Regions from separate parts of the Homo sapiens genome. Here region 1 is linked to region 2. A link is an interaction called in ENCODE POLR2A ChIA-PET data of the cell type or tissue named here. Cell type or tissue: K562. All regions are shown on one strand. Each heading gives the region's core, and the rest is flanking DNA. Links, peaks and the distances in the headings are about the cores only. Region 1 holds the start of IQCN (IQ motif containing N). Region 2 overlaps CCDC124 (coiled-coil domain containing 124).

Region 1 (8,216 bases), core at 1,762-4,261, 330 kb before region 2:
CAACTGCCATCTGCCATGTCCCTGATTTTGTCCAAAGTCACACCCACAGTATAGGGAAGGTTTTGGAGGGGGTGATCGCTGCAGAGGGAGGTCAGGCACCCCTGCTGGTTCTTGTCCCGGCAACCCCCAGCGGCTCCCCAAGGAAGCCAGGCAGAGGCTTCTGGGCCAGGCTGGCTTTGGCTGGAGCCAGCTGCACTGAGTCCAAGGTGCGTGTCAGCCTTGGCCCAGCCAGCGGTGACTCATGCTGGGCCCCAGCCCAGCCCCAGGAGGTGATCCAGGACAGCAGCCTGACTTCCCCTTATAGCGCTGCGGCTCAGGGTCAGTACCCACTTTTGCCGGGCCCAGTGGGGATCCCAAGAGATCAAGTCCGGCCCCACCCCAAGGAGCCCGCAGTCTCAGAGCCACACCCAAGACATCAGTGAGAACCCTGACTGGCCCGTTGCACCCCCTTTTTGGTCCCTTCCCATCTAGCCATTTTACAGCCTCAAATTCTTTGAGTTGTTTGTATCCCCAGACATGGGGCAAATTCCAGCATATAGTAGGTGCTCAGAAAATGCCCGTGGGATGAAAGACTGAAACTGCCTCTAGGTACATGGAGGGGGAGATTTGGGGTTCCCTCTGTGCTGAGAACCCTTTGTACTCAGGATGAGCCGGTGTAGGTAGCAACCACCATGACCTTTGGCCCTGCCCTGCATCCTGTTCCCCAACCTCTGGCTGTGCCTTCTAGAATCCCCACCCCCTAAGAGCTGCCAGGGATTGGCCAGAACTTGGCTTTGAGTCACAAAGCTGCTGCGGCACCAGGGCTCCAAGACTGGCCGTTCAGACTGCTAGGTTTAGCTTCAGGGGCAGGTGAGTGGGGCTGGTGGCTTTGGGGGCGGGTGAGTGGGGCTGGTGGCTTCAGGGGCGGGTGAGTGGGGCTGGTGGAGGACTTGTTTGCGAGGGTTCGTGGGGGACCCTGTCGTTCTCCTCTGGCCCCCAGTGCCTTTAGAGCCCTTCTGGGCCTTCTGGGTGACTGCAAATGATGGGTCAGCTCCTTGGCCCCTCACAGCAGGGGCTCTAGGGACCTCTAAAGCCTTGATGGTGGATTTGTTCACCTGTGATGGGGGACATCATGGAGAGCCTGTTATGTCTCTTTATTATTATTTTTTTAAATAAATAGAGACATGTTGCCCAGGCTGTTTTCAAACTCTTGGGCTGCAGCGATCCTCCCACCTTGGTCCCCCAAAGTGCTTGGATTACGGGCAGGAGCCACTGCGCCCAGCTGAGCCTGTTGTGTCTCTTTGGCAACCTGAGGATGGTGATCTTATGTCTTGTGACAGATAGGGAAATTGAGGCTCAGAGGGGTTTACTCAAAATTACCGAGCCAGTCGCTTGGCTTCTGTGTCCAGGGGGCCCCTGTTCCTTCTTCTCATCCCCCACAATCCCGTTTCTCACCCCTTCTGGTTGAGTTCCTCTAAAGAGCTGCACCGTTTGGTTGATGAAACCTCAGCCCCTGGAATGGGCCCATTCAGCTCCCAGAGCTGCTGTCTCCCGGGTTCAAGTGATTTTCCTGCCTCAGGAGTTCGAGACCAGCCTGACCCATATGGTCAAACCCCATCTCTACTAAAAATTCAAAAATTAGGCCGGGCAAGGTGGCTCACGCCTGTAACGCCAGCACTTTGGGAAGCCAAGGCGGGCAGATCACCTGTGATCAGGAGTTCAAGACCAGCCTGACCAACATGGAGAAACCCCATTTCCACTAAAAATACGAAATTAGGTGTGGTGGCGCATGCCTGTAATCCTAGCTATTTGGGAGGCTGAGGCAGGAGAATCGCTTGAACCTGGAGGCAGAGGTTGCAGTGAGCCAAGATGGCGCCATTGCACTCCAGCCTGGGCAACAAAAGTGAAATTCCGTCTCAAAGAGAATAATAATAATAATTAGGCCGGGCATGGTGACTCATGCCTGTAATCCCAGCACTTTGGGAGGCCGAGGCGGGCGGATCACTTGAGGTCAGGGGTTCGAGACCAGTCTGGCCAACATGGCGAAACCCCAACTCTACTAAAAATACAAAAGTTAGCCAAGTGTGGTGGCAAGTGCCTGTAATCCCAGCTACTCGGGAGGCTGAGACAGGAGAATCACTTTGAACCTGGGAGGCGGAGGTTGCAGTGAGCCAAGATCGTGCCACTGCACTTCAGCCTGGGCAACAGAGCAAGATTCCGTCCATCTCAAAAAAATAAAAATAATAAATATATGTGTGTCAATTATCCATGCATTGCCTCTTGTCTCCGAATGGACCCTTTCAATATGTGATAAACAAAGGAATTTCTTTCGTTATGTCTTGTTTAAAGTGAGCACAATGCTCGGCCAGGCGCGGTGGCTCACGCCTGTAATCCCAGCACTTTGGGAGGCCGAGGTGGGCGAATCACGAGGTCAGGAGATGGAGACCATCCTGGCTAGCATAGTGAAACCCCGTCTCTACTAAAAATACAAAATATTAACTGGGCGTGGTGGCAGGCGCCTGTAGTCCCAGCTACTCAGGAGGCTGAGGCAGGAGAATGGCGTGAACCCGGGAGGCAGAGCTTGCAGTGAGCCGAGATGGTGCCAGTGCACTCCAGCCTGGGAGACAGAACGAGACTCCGTCTCAAAAAAAAAAAAAAAGTGAGCACAATGCTAAGATTTCTCAATAGAGGGCGCTGGTGAGGCATTAGGGATAGAGGTGTGAAGACACCAGGTGAAGCCTGCCCGAGCCCTGGATCCAGAACGTGGTCCTGTGACTTTGCAGTCTTGACCTGGTGAAAACCTTTCTGCAGCCCTCTCAACACACACAAAAAACAGAGCCCCTAAGGCCGGGCGCGGTGGCTCATGCCTGTAATCCCAGCACTTTGGGAGGCCAAGGTGGGTGGATCACCTGTGGTCAGGAATTTGAGACCAGCCTGACCAATATGATGAAACCCCATCTGTACTAAAAATACAAAAATTTGCTAGGCGTGGTGGCAGGTGCCTGTAATCCCAGCTGCTCAGGAGGCTGAGGTAGGAGAATCGCTGGAAACCGAGAGGTAGAGGTTGCAGTGAAAGGAGATCGCGCCACTGCACTCCAGCCTGGGCGACAAGAACAAAACTCAAAAGAGAGAGAGAAAAAAAAAAAGGCCAGGCGCGGTGGCTCACGCCTGTAATCCCAGCACTTTGGGAGGCCGAGGCAGGCGAATCACCTGAGATCAGGAGTTTGAGACCAGCCTGGCCAACATGGTGAAACCCCGTCCCTCCAAAAACAAAACAAAACAAAACAAACAAAATTAGCTGGGTGTGGTGGGATTCATGCCTGTAATCCCAGCTACTCGGGAGGCTGAGGCAGGAGAATCGCTTGAACCCAGGAGGCGGAGGTTGCAGTGAGCCAAGATGCTGAGTGCCGCTGCACTCCAGCCTGGGGGACAGAGTGAGACTCTGTCTCAAAAATCATAAATAAATAAATGATAATAAACGAACAGAGCCCCCACGGTGGCCCATACACATTGAAGGCCTCCTGCCCCAGCAACACTTAGGTTTCCAGTGCACATCCAGAGCACCAACTGTTGATAACCTGTTCCCACATCTGCACCCTGGAGGGTGGGCCTTTTGCTTGTTTTGCAACTCCAGACCAGCTCTGGCTTGGCCGATCCAGCAATTATCTCCGTTAACTTGTTAGGCGGGACCATACTTTCTCCAAGGAAGTCTGAATGCTCTCCAAATTTGCCCCTTTTTTGGGGATACTCCCTCAGCCCTAAAGTACCACATAGAGTTTCCTTTTATCTTTTTTTTTTTTTTTTGAACTGAGTTTCGCTCAGTCACCCAGGCTGGTGTGCAATGGTATGATCTCAGCTCACTGCAACCTTTGCCTACTGGGTTCAAGAGATTCTCCCGCCTCAGCCTCCTAAGTAGCTGGGATTACAGGCACCTGCCATCATACCTGGCTAATTTTTGTATTTTTAGTAGAGACAGAGTTTCACCATGTTGGCCAGGCTGGTCTTGAACTCCTGACCTCACGTGAGCCACCCACCTCGGCCTCCCAAAGCACTGGGATTACAGGCGTGAGCCACTGCGCCTGGTTTTTTTTTTTTTTTTTTGAGACAGAGTCTCACTCTGTCGCCCAGGCTGGAGTGCAGTTGCGTGATCTCGGCTCACTGCAATCTCCATCTCTCGGGTTCAAGTGATTCTCCTGCTTCAGCCTCTGAAGTAGCTGGGATTACAGGTGCATGCCACTGTGCCTGGCTAAGTTTTGTATTTTTAGTAGAGACGGGGTTTCACCATGTTGGCCAGGCTGTTCTCGAACTCCTGACCTTGTGATCCACCTGCCTTGGCCTCCCGAAGTGCTGGGATGACAGGTGTGAGCCACCATGCCTGGCCTCCCAGGTTACCTTTTATCTTATACTTACTCTTTAATCACAATCTTTTTTTTTTTTTTTTTGAGACAGGGTCTCAGCCAGGCACCGTGGCTTACACTTGTCATCCCAGCTACTTGGGAGACTGAGGCACAAGAATCACTTGAACCTGGGAAGCAGAGGTTGCAGTGAGCCGAGATTGTGACGCTGCACTCCAGCCTGGGCAAAAGGGTGGGACTCTGTTTTAAAAACAAAAAAGAGATAGGGTCTCATTCTGTCGCTCAGGCTCGAGTGCAGTGGTGCCATCGTAGCTTACTGCAGTCTCAACCTCCTGGCCTCAAATGATCCTCCTGTCTCAGCCTCCCGAGTAGCTGGGACTACAGGTGCATGTCACCATGACTGGCTAATTTTTATGTTTTTAGTAGAGACGGGTTTTACCATGTTGCCCAGGCTGGTCTGGAACTCCTGGCCTCAAGTGACCCACCCACCTTGGCCTTCCAAATTGCTGGGGTTACAGACGTGAGCCACTGTGCCCGGCCTATTTTTTTTTTTTTTTTGAGACAGTTTTGCTCTTGTTGCCCCAGATGGAGTACAATGGCACGATCTCAGCTCACTGAAATCTCTGCCTCCCAGGTTCAAGATATTCTCCTGCCTCAGCCTCCTGAGTAGCTGGAATTACAGGCGTCAACCACTATGCCTGGCTAATTTCTTGTATTTTTAGTAGAGACGGGGTTTTACCATGTTGGCCAGGCTGGTCTCGAACTCCTGACCTCAGGTGATCCACCCTCCTCGGCCTCCCAGAGTGCTGGAATTACAGGCGTGAGCCACGCCTGGCCAATTTTTTTTTTTTTTTTTTTTTTTTTTTAAGAGACAGTTCTTGCTTAGTTTCCCAGGCTGGTCTCAAACTTCTGTCCTCAAGTGATCCTCCCATCTTGGCCTCCCAAAGTGCTGGGATTGCAGGCAAGAACCACTGTGCTCAGCCTGGACGCCATTTCTGATGCCTGGATATCATGCCCTTGTATGATTAATTTAAGCCTGTCTCCATTGATAATTTTGGTTTCTTCCAGTTTTTCCTCTGCTAAACAATACAGTGTTAAACATCCTTGAACATACTTCTGTATTCATTTGTAGCAGAACCTCTACCAATCACTGTTTTGGTTATTTCCAGTTGTTTTGTTTGATTTCTAGCTACAAAATAACACTGGAATAAATTTCCTCATCTTTGCACATTTTTTTTTTTTTTTAGAATTTAGCTTTTTTAGAATTTAGAAATTTTAGAATTTAGCATTTTTGCTTTTAACATTTCTTTTTGTGTTGGTCTTGAGCCAGCCCAGGGCAGTGTTGCTGCATATTGCATGGATGAAAGGCTGAAGGCTGCCTCCTCTTGCAGGCTGGCTTCTGAGATTGCACCTTCTTCTCCTGCTACTCCTCCAAATCTATGACCCTTCAAGGTAAGAAGATGGTCTATGGGCAAGGGGTCTGGCTAGTCCAACCTGAAGAGAGGGGCTTCTGCCAAACAAGTGTGCTGTGCTCCAGGCTATGCATCAGGGTGGCTTGACAGTGTCCCAGCTCTCTCTGCATCCTAGTTACTTCTGAAAGCCACAGTCACCACTTTTTCTTCCTTCTTTCCATCCTTCCATATGCCATTTACCTACCCATCCCCTAATCCACCCACCCACCCATCCACCCATCAGTCTACCTCCTGTTGGGTTATCTCTTCACCAGTCTTTCCAGCTCTCTTTAATTTCCCTCCCTCCCTTGCTTCCTTCCTTCTTTCCTTTTATTTGACACGGAGTTTCACTTCTGTTGCCCAGGCTGGAGTGTGATGGCGTGATCTTGGCTCACTGCAACCTCCTCCTCCCGGGTTCAAGCAATGCTCCTGCCTCAGCCTCCCGACTAGCTGGGACTACAGGCTCATGCCACCATACCTGGCTCTTTTTTTTTTTTTTTTTTTTGAGACAGAGTCTTGCTCTGTCACCCAGGCTGGAGTGAGGTGGCGCGATCTCGGCTTACTGCAACCTCTGCCTACCGGGTTCAAACAATTCTCCTGCCTCAGCCTCCTGAGTAGCTGGGATTACAGGCACGAGCCACCATGCCGAGCTAATTTTTGTATTTTCAGTAGAGATGGGGTTTCACCACGTTAGCCAGGCTGGTCTCAAACTCCTGACCTTGTGATCCGCTCACCTCGGCCTCCCAAAGTGCTGGGATTACAGGCATGAGCCACTGTGCCTGGCCTACTTTTCTGTATTTTTAGTAGAGACGGGTTTCACCATGTTGGCCCGGCTGGCCTCGAACTCCTGACCCCAAGCAATCTGCCCACCTTGGCCTCCCAAAGTGCTGGAATGACAGACATGAGCCACCGTGCCGGGCCAATTTGCCTTTAACACTTTATTCATCAGCTTTATTTACCTATTCATCCAAACCTTCATCTGTCTTTCCAACCCATCTACCATTCACTCATCGACTGATTCATCCATTCAGTATCTAGTCCTGTATCTATCTGTCCATCCAACTTCCAATCCACTCACCATTTATCAGTCAAGATGCCCCCCCCACCCAATACCTACCCATTCACAGCTTGGAACCAAGCTCTATGACTGAGATGGGGACACAGAAATGACTCTGTCTTCTAGGATTCACAATCAATGGGGAGAGGCAAATAATCTCCCCCACCACACTTCTCTCTCTCTCTTTTTCAAACACACACACACACACACACACACACACACACACACACACACAGAGGCAAACAGGAAATTTCCAAAACATTGTGATCAGTGCTAAACCCAGGGTACATCCAAGATAAAGTTTGAAAAGCAGGCCGGGCGCGGTGGCTCACACCTGTAATCCCAGCACTTTGGGAGGCTGAGTCAGGTGGATCACCCGAGGTCGGGAGTTCGAGACCAGCCTGGCCAACATGGTGAAACCCCGTCTTTACTAAAAATACAGAAAAGTAGCCAGCCAGGCATGGTGGCGTGCACCTGTAATCCCAGCTACTCGGGAGGCTGAGGCAGGAGAATCGCTTGAACCCAGGAGGCGGAGGTTGTGGTGAGCCAAGATCACAGCATTGCACTCCAGCCTGGGCAACAAGAGCAAAACTCTGTCTCAAAAAAAAAAAAAAAAAGAAAAGAAAAAAGAAAAGCAGGTAAGTGGTCGGGCATTCAGGTGTCATACACTGTGTGCCAAGATGAAGTGGCCGTAGGGTGATGAGAGGTGGATATAAGGATGGCAAAGACCACTTGGGAGAGGGAGGGATGGAAAAAGGGAGGCGGAAGATCGCAACGTGCCAGGAACAAGATCTGGGCCTGGGGGGCCAGTGTCCACCCCAGCCAGGAGACCTCTTGTTTGCAGGACCTGCTACACCCTGACCACCCCCTGCCGCCCCCACAGGCAGAGCTGACCTGTCCGGTAATCAAGGCAATGCAGCCGGCCGCCTAGCTACAGTTCACGAGCCAGTTGTCACCCAGTGGGCGGTGCATCCTCCAGCCCCCGCTCACCCCAGTCTCCTGGACAAAATGGAGAAAGCGCCTCCACAGCCCCAGCACGAGGGCCTCAAGTCCAAGGAGCATCTTCCGCAACAGCCTGCCGAAGGCAAGACGGCGTCCCGCCGCGTCCCACGCCTCCGGGCTGTGGTCGAGAGCCAGGCCTTCAAGAACATCCTGGTAGACGAGATGGACATGATGCACGCCCGTGCAGCCACGCTCATCCAAGCCAACTGGAGGGGCTATTGGCTCCGGCAGAAGCTGATTTCCCAGATGATGGCGGCCAAGGCCATCCAGGAGGCCTGGCGGCGCTTCAACAAGAGACACATCCTTCACTCCAGCAAGTCGTTGGTAAAGAAAACGAGGGCGGAGGAGGGGGACATACCTTATCACGCCCCA
Region 2 (8,216 bases), core at 3,165-5,664:
CCCTCTGCAGGCGCCCGGAAGAGCCTGCCACGCGCCGCTCTGATCGGCTCTCTGCCCTGCTCATAACCCCACCGGGGCTCCCCATCGTCCTGGGGTGAAGCCCCACTCCTTTGCCTGGCGTCCGAGGCCCTGTGTGCCCAGTCGTGTCTGGCTGGCCCTCCCGTCGGCTTCTTCCCTCGGATCGATTACCATTGGTCCCCGACCTTCTCTCATCCCCAGCCAGAAAGACCCTAATATGGTCATGTGGGCCAAGCCCTTCCCCACGTACCCTTCCCAGGTACCATCTCCTTGATTCTCCAGATAGCCTGGGGTTGGGCGCGGTTTTTAGTCCTATTTTACCGGAGAAACTGAGGCTTAGATCATTCAGAACCTTGTCTAAGGTCTCAGAAGAGTCAGAGGTGGGATTCAAACCCAGGCCTCCATTTGTGGGGAGCTATATGGGCTATTCCATTCATTTCCTGGCTGACATCTTCAGCCCCAATTCTGGGCCCCAAAACTACCCCTGCTGCCTTCCTGGCGGCTCTGGGTGCTTCCCGGCTATGTGACACAGGCAGGTGACTTAGTTTTCTTTCTCTTTTCCTTTTTTTTTTTTTTTTTTTGAGACAGAGTTTTGCTCTCCTTGCCCAGGCTGGAGTGCGATGGTGTGGCCTCGGCTCACTCTGCCTCCCGGGTTCAAGCGACTCTCCTGCCTCAGCCTCCAGAGTAGCTGGGATCACAGACGCCCGCCACCACGCCCGGCTTTTTTTTTTAGATGGAATCTCTCTCTGTCGCCCAGGCTGGAGTACAGTGGCATGAACTCGGCTCACTGCAACCTCCGCCTCCCGGGTTCAAGCGATTCTCCTGCCTCAGGCTCCCGAGTAGCTGGGATTACAGGCATGCACCACCACGCCTGGCTAATTTTGTATTTTTAGTAGAGACGGGGTTTCTCCATGTTGGTCAGGCCGGTCTCGAACTCCCGACCTCAGGTGATCCACCCACCTGGGCCTCCCAAAGTGTTGGGATTACAGGCGTGAGCCACTGTGCCCAGCCTTAGTTTTCTTATATACAAAGACGATCAATATCTCATAGGGGCTGTCCCCAGGGCTCAGTGAGGGGCTGCTGCCACCTGTTTGGCCAAGGCCTGGCACCCAGTGGTGCCACTGCCTGTCTCCTCCCACGTGGGGGACTCTGCTCGTTGGTGCCCCCTGCAGGATGCAGGGGGCCTTACCTTCCTCTCCTTTCCCTAACCCTCACCAAAGGTCTCTCCCAGATATCCCACGTTTCCTACAGTCATTGTCTCAGGGTTGGTTCTTGGGGGACCTCCAAACTAAGCTAGTGTCCAACATATGTTGGTTAGTTTTTATGTTAACTTCAGCTGTACCCAGTTTATTTTTTAGAGACGGGGTCTCGCTCCGTCGCCCAGGCTGCAGTGCAGTGGCACAGTTATGGCTCACTGCAACCTCCTCACTGCAACCTCTAACTCAACCTCAAGGGATTCTCCCACCTCGGCCTCCAAAGAAGGTGGGACCACAGGCACATGCCATCACGCCCTAATTTTAAACTTTTTCTGTAGAGACAAAGTCTTGCTTTCTTGCCCAGGCTGGTCTCAAACTGCTGAATTCAAAAGATCCTTCCACTGTGGCCTCCCAAAGTCCTGCGATTATAGATAGGTGTGAGCCACCGTGCCTCACCTGTACCTAGTTATTCCTGGCACCTTTTACCCTCCGTTGAACAGGAAGCAGTGTGACTTCCAGACCTTTGCACATGTGATTTCTTCGACTTTTCTGTCCCTTGTCTGTGTGGAGAGCTCCTATGCATCCTGAAAGTCCCGTCCTCCATGATACATTCTATCTCCCACCTCTGGGCAGAGCCTAGCCCCTTCCAGCCTGCCCAGCCCTCCAGCCCTGACTACACAGAGCTGAGGACCTCTGTGGGGACCTGCATGCACTAAGCCTTGTGATCTGGGAGGACAGTGATTTTTTTTTTTTTTTTTTTGAGATGGAGTCTCGCTCTGTTGCCCAGGCTGGAGTTCAGTGGCTCACTGCAACCTCCAACTCCCAGGTTCAAGCGATTCTCCTGCCTCAACCTCCCGAGTAGCTGGGACTACAGGCACTTGCCGCCATGCCCGTCTAACTTTTTGTATTTTTAGTGGAGATAGGGTTTCACCATGTTTCCCAGGCTAGTGTCGAACTCCTGAGCTCAGGTGACCCACCCGCCTTGGCCTCCCAAAGTGCTGGGATTACAGGCCTGAGCCACCGCACCCAGCAGGACGGTGTTCTTGGTGGAGGGATCAAGCCTTCTGTGTTGGAGGGTCTCAGAAGCCAAGAGTAAGGAGGCTGGAAGTACTGAGCTGAGAGGGTAATGGGGAGTCAGGGGACAGCCCTATGGGCATAGGAAGTGGGTGTCACCTGGGCAAGAGCCACAGCAGTGGCCTGGTAAGTCCTTCAACCCTACCCTCTACCCTTGTGCCTCAGTTCCCCCCACTGTTATGGATGACCTTGGACAGCAGGGCTGTCCAAGGCCAGGCACACAGTGGGGACTTGATGGCCATTTCTTGCACCAGGGGCTGCTCCAACCTCTACCCGAGCCCACTGGGTAAGTGCTGCAGATGATCTGACCACTGCAACTTTTTTTGTTGTTGTTGCCAGTCTTGCTCTGTTGCCCAGGTTGGAGTGCAGTGCTGTGATCTTGACTCTCTGCAGCCTCTGCCTCCTGGGTTCAAGCGGTTCTAGTGCTTCAGCCTCCCCAGTAGCTGGGATTATAAGCATGCGTCACCACACCCAGCTAATTTTTGTATTTTTAGTAGAGACGGGGTTTCACCATGTTGGCCAGGCTTGTCTCGAACTCCTGACCTTAGGTGATCCGCCCACCTTGGCCTCCCAAAGTGCTGGGATTACAGGAATGAGCCACCGCACCCGGCCCTGACCACTGCAGCTTCTGGGGGCACCTCCATCCCCTGCCGCCCTCATGAGTCCAAGCAATTTGCTCAGCCCACAAAGCCTCACAGGCCCATCTCCCAGCTGCCCTTCCTCTATTCTTCCGGGCTGGCTAAGTTCTAGGAAGCCAGAACTAGGTTCAAATCCCACTCCACCCTTCCCAGATGTGCAGTCTCTGACGGGACGCTTGCTCACACCCACTCCGATCCACCTGCTCACTGCAGCCTCCAGGCCTTTCCCAGCCCAGTGCCTTCCTCCTCCCTCTGCAATGAGATCTGACTCATCCCCCACTAAGGAAGAAATCCTCCACTGGGAAGCCTGCCCAGGATTCAGCACAGAAGGATTTGGCCCAGATGCCTCCCCTGTAGGAATAACAGCAGAGCAGCCAGCATTTCCTGACCCCAAACACAACATGGTACCCCCAATCAAGTCCTAGGGCCCACCCTGAACTGGAATCTCAGAAGGCAGACAGGCTCCAGCTCTTCTCTGGCTCTGCCTCTGAAGTATGGCCAGCGCCTCCACCTCCACCTCTCTAAGCGTGTGCAGGAGACAGTGGAGCAGGTGCCTCACTGGACAAGTGGCACAGCCAAGGAGGGGTGCTGGCAGGAGCCGATGAAGCACAGCTGGCAGCAGGAAGGAGCGCGCTGTTGGGGGCTCTTGTCTTTTCTAGCTATGATCCCAGTGCGGTTCACAGCAGGTCCCCAAAGCTGTTCCTTCTCCCCATTCTTCGCCCGCCTCTCCCCACCCACTCACTTAGGCTTCAAGTGCCTCACCGCAGCCTTGCCGCCACCTTTATTGGGCACTCAGCCCTGAGGCTCTACACACACGCGCCGGGGGATGGGAGGGGATGGGGTGTCACTCGGGGCAGGGACCCTCTGGCGGGAGGACGGGTGGCTGGTGATAAGAGCATGGCCCCGGGGCCCGGCGCCTTGGCCCCCGGAACGCTCTGTGACCCTCGCAGCTGACCTGGCCTAAGGGCGTGCAGAGTCGTGACCTGGACCACCCGTGGGTGAACTGGCTCCCCAAGTTCTGGGCTCACTTGGGGGCATTGAAGGGCACGGCCCGCTGGTTCATGGGGTTGTCAGGAGAGCGGAGCCACTCCTTCTTGAGCAGCTGTTTCAGCTGCGACAGCCGCATGTTGGGGTTCTCTTGTTTGAGCCGCGGCAGCTGGGCTTCCTCAAAGGCTGTGAAGGCTGCCCGCATGCGTCTTTCTGGGTGCCGGTCGGCCGCCTCCTCCGCCACGCTGGGGGTGGACATGAGCGTCAGGGGGCCTTGGGCGCAGCCTTGCCCCGAAAAGCCCGGCCCCGCCCCCAGGTAGCCCCGCCCCCGATGACCAGCTCCACCCCTGGGAAAGCCCCAGGCCCCGCCCCGTTACCTGAGCACTGCAATGGCGTCCTCGATGGTGCGCGCCTCCACGCTGCCCTCCTCCAGCACGCGGCGGTTCACGTTCTCCTCCAGCGGCACCTCCAGATGGCTCTTGGCTTTCTCGGCTGGGCGGGTGGGTGGGTGACAGAGACAGAGAGAGATAAGCAAAGATGCACAGTTCCAAGGAGATGAGATAGAGACTGGCAAGAGAAGCTAGGGGCGGGAGGAAGGCGGGAGAGATGAGGGGGGATGGAATCGCGACTTCAGCTGATAAGCCCTCTTGGGACAGGTCCCACCCTCCCGGCGCCCAGTTCTCTGCCTTACTTTCCGGCAGCCCTGCAAACAAGAGGACCCCGCGGGGCACAAGCCCTGAGGTTGTCTGCTCACGGCCAGGCCTACCAGGAGGCGGCCTACCCACCCACCCTGCACCACGTGGAGCCCCGGCAGCTTCTCTGGGGGCCAGGAGGGGGCTAATGGACTCAAGGTCCACTGCCTCTGCAGTGGGCAAAAGTGCAGCTCCAGAGCGGGATGCCGCCCGACCTGTGTCCGGGGCCTCCCTGAGCTGATGGTCTCGGCGCAGCGTGTCCTCGATCTGGGCCCGGGTGACCTTGCTGGACGTGGCCACCCGCGGCGCCTTGCCGCCCTTGAGCTTGGAGTCCTCCTCCTCCAGTAGGCGCTGCGTCTCCTTCTTACGTTCCAGCTGGTCGAGGCGCCGCTTCTCCTTCTCCTCCTGCGGGGGCGGCGTGCATGGTCAGGCAGAAGACCCCACACCCCCGCGCCACCCACTAGCCTGGGGTTCGAGTTTTCATCTCAGCCAACGAGGATTTAGGCTCTGTGCTGGGTGCAGGGGACATACCAGGAACAAGATAGGTCCCGGTGCTGCCCTGGGCGGGGGATGTGAGGCCAACAGGGGAACCTTGGACAGGGCGGGTGGGTGGCTCTTGAAGAAGTGACGCTCCTAGGTGCGAAGAGCGCCGGCCAAGGGGGAGAGCTGGGGAACAGGAGCGTCCTTAGCAGCAGGGCTACCAGTGCAAAGGCGCCGAGGCAGGAGCCATTTGTTGTAACAGGAACAGCTTGGAGGCTGGAGTGGGAGTGAAGCGGGAGGGGGAAGAGGCCGGGAGGGAGACGGCTGGGCCATGCGGAGCCTCTGGGGGCCAGGGAGGGGTTCATGTTGGATTCTAAGAGCCGTGGGAGGCCTGGACCCGTTTCAGGCTAGGGCAGGGGCTCTGCCCTTATGAGTCGGGCAGCACTGTCCACGTTTCCCTGCCGTGGGTCACTGAGGCTGAAACTGATTCCACATCGGCCGCCCAGGGAAGCCCTGATGCTGGCTGGATGAGGGACATCTGGGCTACGGGACTTGCCCTTGCCCTGGCCTGCACGGACCCCAGGGGGCCGAGCAAGCCCACGGTTTATATGCAGTGCTGCTGGAAGCTCAGGGCAGTACTCTGCCCACTGCCTGGCACTCCTGCAGGGCCCTGGTCTCGGACACCCCTGCCTGCCCCCTCACTGCCTGAGACTCCACCATCTGACTCTCACACCTTCAGCCTTCCCAGGGACGATCCCCACACCTGCAGTGTCCCCCTGGGACACTACCACTGCATCTCCAGATAGATTTGACAGAAGGGAATGTCGCAGAATAGGGGTGGACGCACCTAAGGACACTGCCAGGGCCTGACCCCCACCCCCACCAGCACAGCAGGAAAGTGGAGGGGGCGGTTAAAGTCAAGGCTGTTGGAGTGCACAAACTGGGCTCCCATTGCTGTGCTGAGGAGCCTTAGTTTCCCCCTCGGTCAGAGGCAACGTCCCGAGGCTCCCCGACCGATGCGTGTCACACACACATTCTGCCTCAGACAGGGTCCTTTTTTTTTTTTTTTCTGAGACAGTCTCTCTCAGTCGCCCAGGCTGGAGTGCAGTGGTGCGATCTCGGCTCACTGCAACCTCTGCCTCCCGAGTTCAAGCAATTCTCATGCCTCAGCCTCCCAAATAGCTGGGACTGCAGGTGCCCACCACCACGCCTGGCTAATCTTTTGTAATTTTAGTAGAGACGGGGTTTCACCATGTTGCCCAGGCTGGTCTCGAACTCCTGACCTCAAGTGATCTGCCTGCCTTGGCCTCCCAAAGTGCTGGGATTACAGGTGTGAGCCACTGTGCCTGGCCAATGCATGATGTTTGAAGTGAGGAGAGGTATCACTGGTGGGGGACTGACCAGGAGGGGTATGAGGGAAACTCACGGGGGCTGAGAATATTCTAGAGAGCAGGGGTTGACAAACTATAGCCAACTAGCCAACTGCCTTCTTTGGTAAAGGTTTTTTGTGTTTTTTTCGTTCGTTTGTTTTTTCGAGACGGAACCTTGCTCTGTCGCCCAGGATGGAGTGCAGTGGCGCCATCTCGGCTCACTGCAAGCTCCTCCTCCCGGGTTCATGCCATTCTCCTGCCTCAGCCTCCTGAGTAGCTGGGACTACAGGTGCCTGCCACCATGCCCGGCTGATTTTTTGTATTTTTAGTAGAGATGGGGTTTCACCGTGTTAGCCAGGATGGTCTCGATCTCCTGACCTTGTGATCTGCCCACCTCGGCCTCCCAAAGTGCTGGGATTACAGGAATGAGTTACCGCGCCCGGCCCTTTTTTTTTTTTTTTTAGGTGGAATCTTGCACTGTCGCCCAGGCTGGAGTACAATGGTGCAACCTCTGCCTCCCAGGTTCAACCGATTCTCCTGCCTCAGCCTCCGGAATAGCTGGGATTACGCACACCCGCCACCACGCCCGGCTAATATTTTGTATTTTTAGTAGAAATGGGGTTTCACTATGTTGGCCAGGCTGGTCTCGAACGCCTGACCTTGTAATCCACCTGCCTTGACCTCCCAAAGTGTTGGGATTACAGGTGTGAGCCACCATGCCCGGCCCCTTTGGTAAAGTTTTATGGGCATGCAGCCACACCTATTTGCTAACCTACTGTCAGTGGTGGCCTTCATGCTCAATGATAGGGTCTAGTGGCTTCCTGTCTGGCCCTAAGTGAAGTCTAAGCTATTCACCACCTGGCCCCAATTGCCTGTCCAACCCCCTCCATACCTTGTCCCGGATGCATGCAATACAGGTGTGCTCAGAGGTACATGCTTTCTGACCCACACTCCTAGGACAGGCATGCTTTGCTGTCCCTTAATCAAATCTCTTAACAGGCCAGAGGCGGTGGCTCACGCATGTAATTCCAGCACTTTGGGAGGCCGAGGTGGGCGGATCACTTGAGGTAAGGAGTTGGAGACCAGCCTGGCCAACATGGTGAAACCCCATCTCTACTAAAAATACAAAAATTATCCAGGCATGGTGCCATGCCTGTAATCCCAGCTACTTGGGAGGCTGAAGCAAAAGAATCGCTTGGACCTAGGAGGCGGAGGTTGCAGTGAACTGAGATCACGCCACTGTACTCCAGCCTGGGCAACAGAGACTGTCTAAAAAAAAAAAAAAAAAGGCCAGGTGCGGTGGCTCACACCTGTAATCCCAGCACTTTGGGAGGCCGAGGTGGAAGGATCACTTGGGGCCAGGAGTTTTAGACCAGCCTGACCAACATGGTGAAACCCCATCTCTACTAAAAATGCAAAAATTAGCCTGGCATGGTGGCGCACACCTGTAATCCCAGCTACTCGGGAGGCTGAGGCAGGAGAGTTGTTTGAACTTGGGAGGCAGAGGTTGCAGTGAGCCGAGGTCGCGCCACTGCACTCCAGCCTGTGCGACAGAGTGAAACTCTGCCTCAAAAAAAAAAAGCCTCTTAACAAAGGAGAAGGTGCCAGTCTGGCTCCAGCTCTTCCTCATAGCCACGTGATCTGGGCTTTCTGCCTTCTCTGCCTCAATTTCCTCATCCAGAGGATGGGGCCAACCCCAGTGGCCAAGACGCAGGCCACAGGGAGGATTAAGCCAATGATCTTGACACTATGGGCGGAAAG

Evidence for each region. Peaks named below come from ENCODE experiments on the same cell type or tissue, not always from the same donor. Only the 100,000 strongest peaks of a DNase experiment are listed, where the experiment ranks them.
Region 1: POLR2A ChIA-PET joins it to region 2 with 5 read pairs; 11 of 35 experiments call an interaction of 5 or more read pairs at or near these places.

The regions. Positions count from the first base shown.
Region 1 is chr19:18,267,036-18,275,251 of GRCh38, reverse strand. It overlaps IQCN (IQ motif containing N), which reads left to right and starts at 800. Exons shown (of 4, transcript NM_001145304.2): 1 at 800-849; 2 at 5,665-5,786; 3 at 7,726-8,216. The coding sequence starts at 5,774. RefSeq lists enhancers at 176-295, 79-373. In K562, for the core only: a CTCF peak has its summit at 2,668 (motif pointing right); a DNase peak (open chromatin) is centred at 2,711.
Region 2 is chr19:17,939,450-17,947,665 of GRCh38, reverse strand. CCDC124 (coiled-coil domain containing 124) reads right to left here. Exons shown (of 5, transcript NM_001136203.2): 3 at 4,821-5,010; 4 at 4,291-4,405; 5 at 3,681-4,158. The coding sequence ends at 3,951. Among named protein-coding and RNA genes, the nearest start is that of CCDC124, 11 kb to the right of the region's middle. In K562, for the core only: a CTCF peak has its summit at 4,940; DNase peaks (open chromatin) are centred at 4,275, 4,535 and 4,915; H3K4me3 peaks cover 1,664 bases.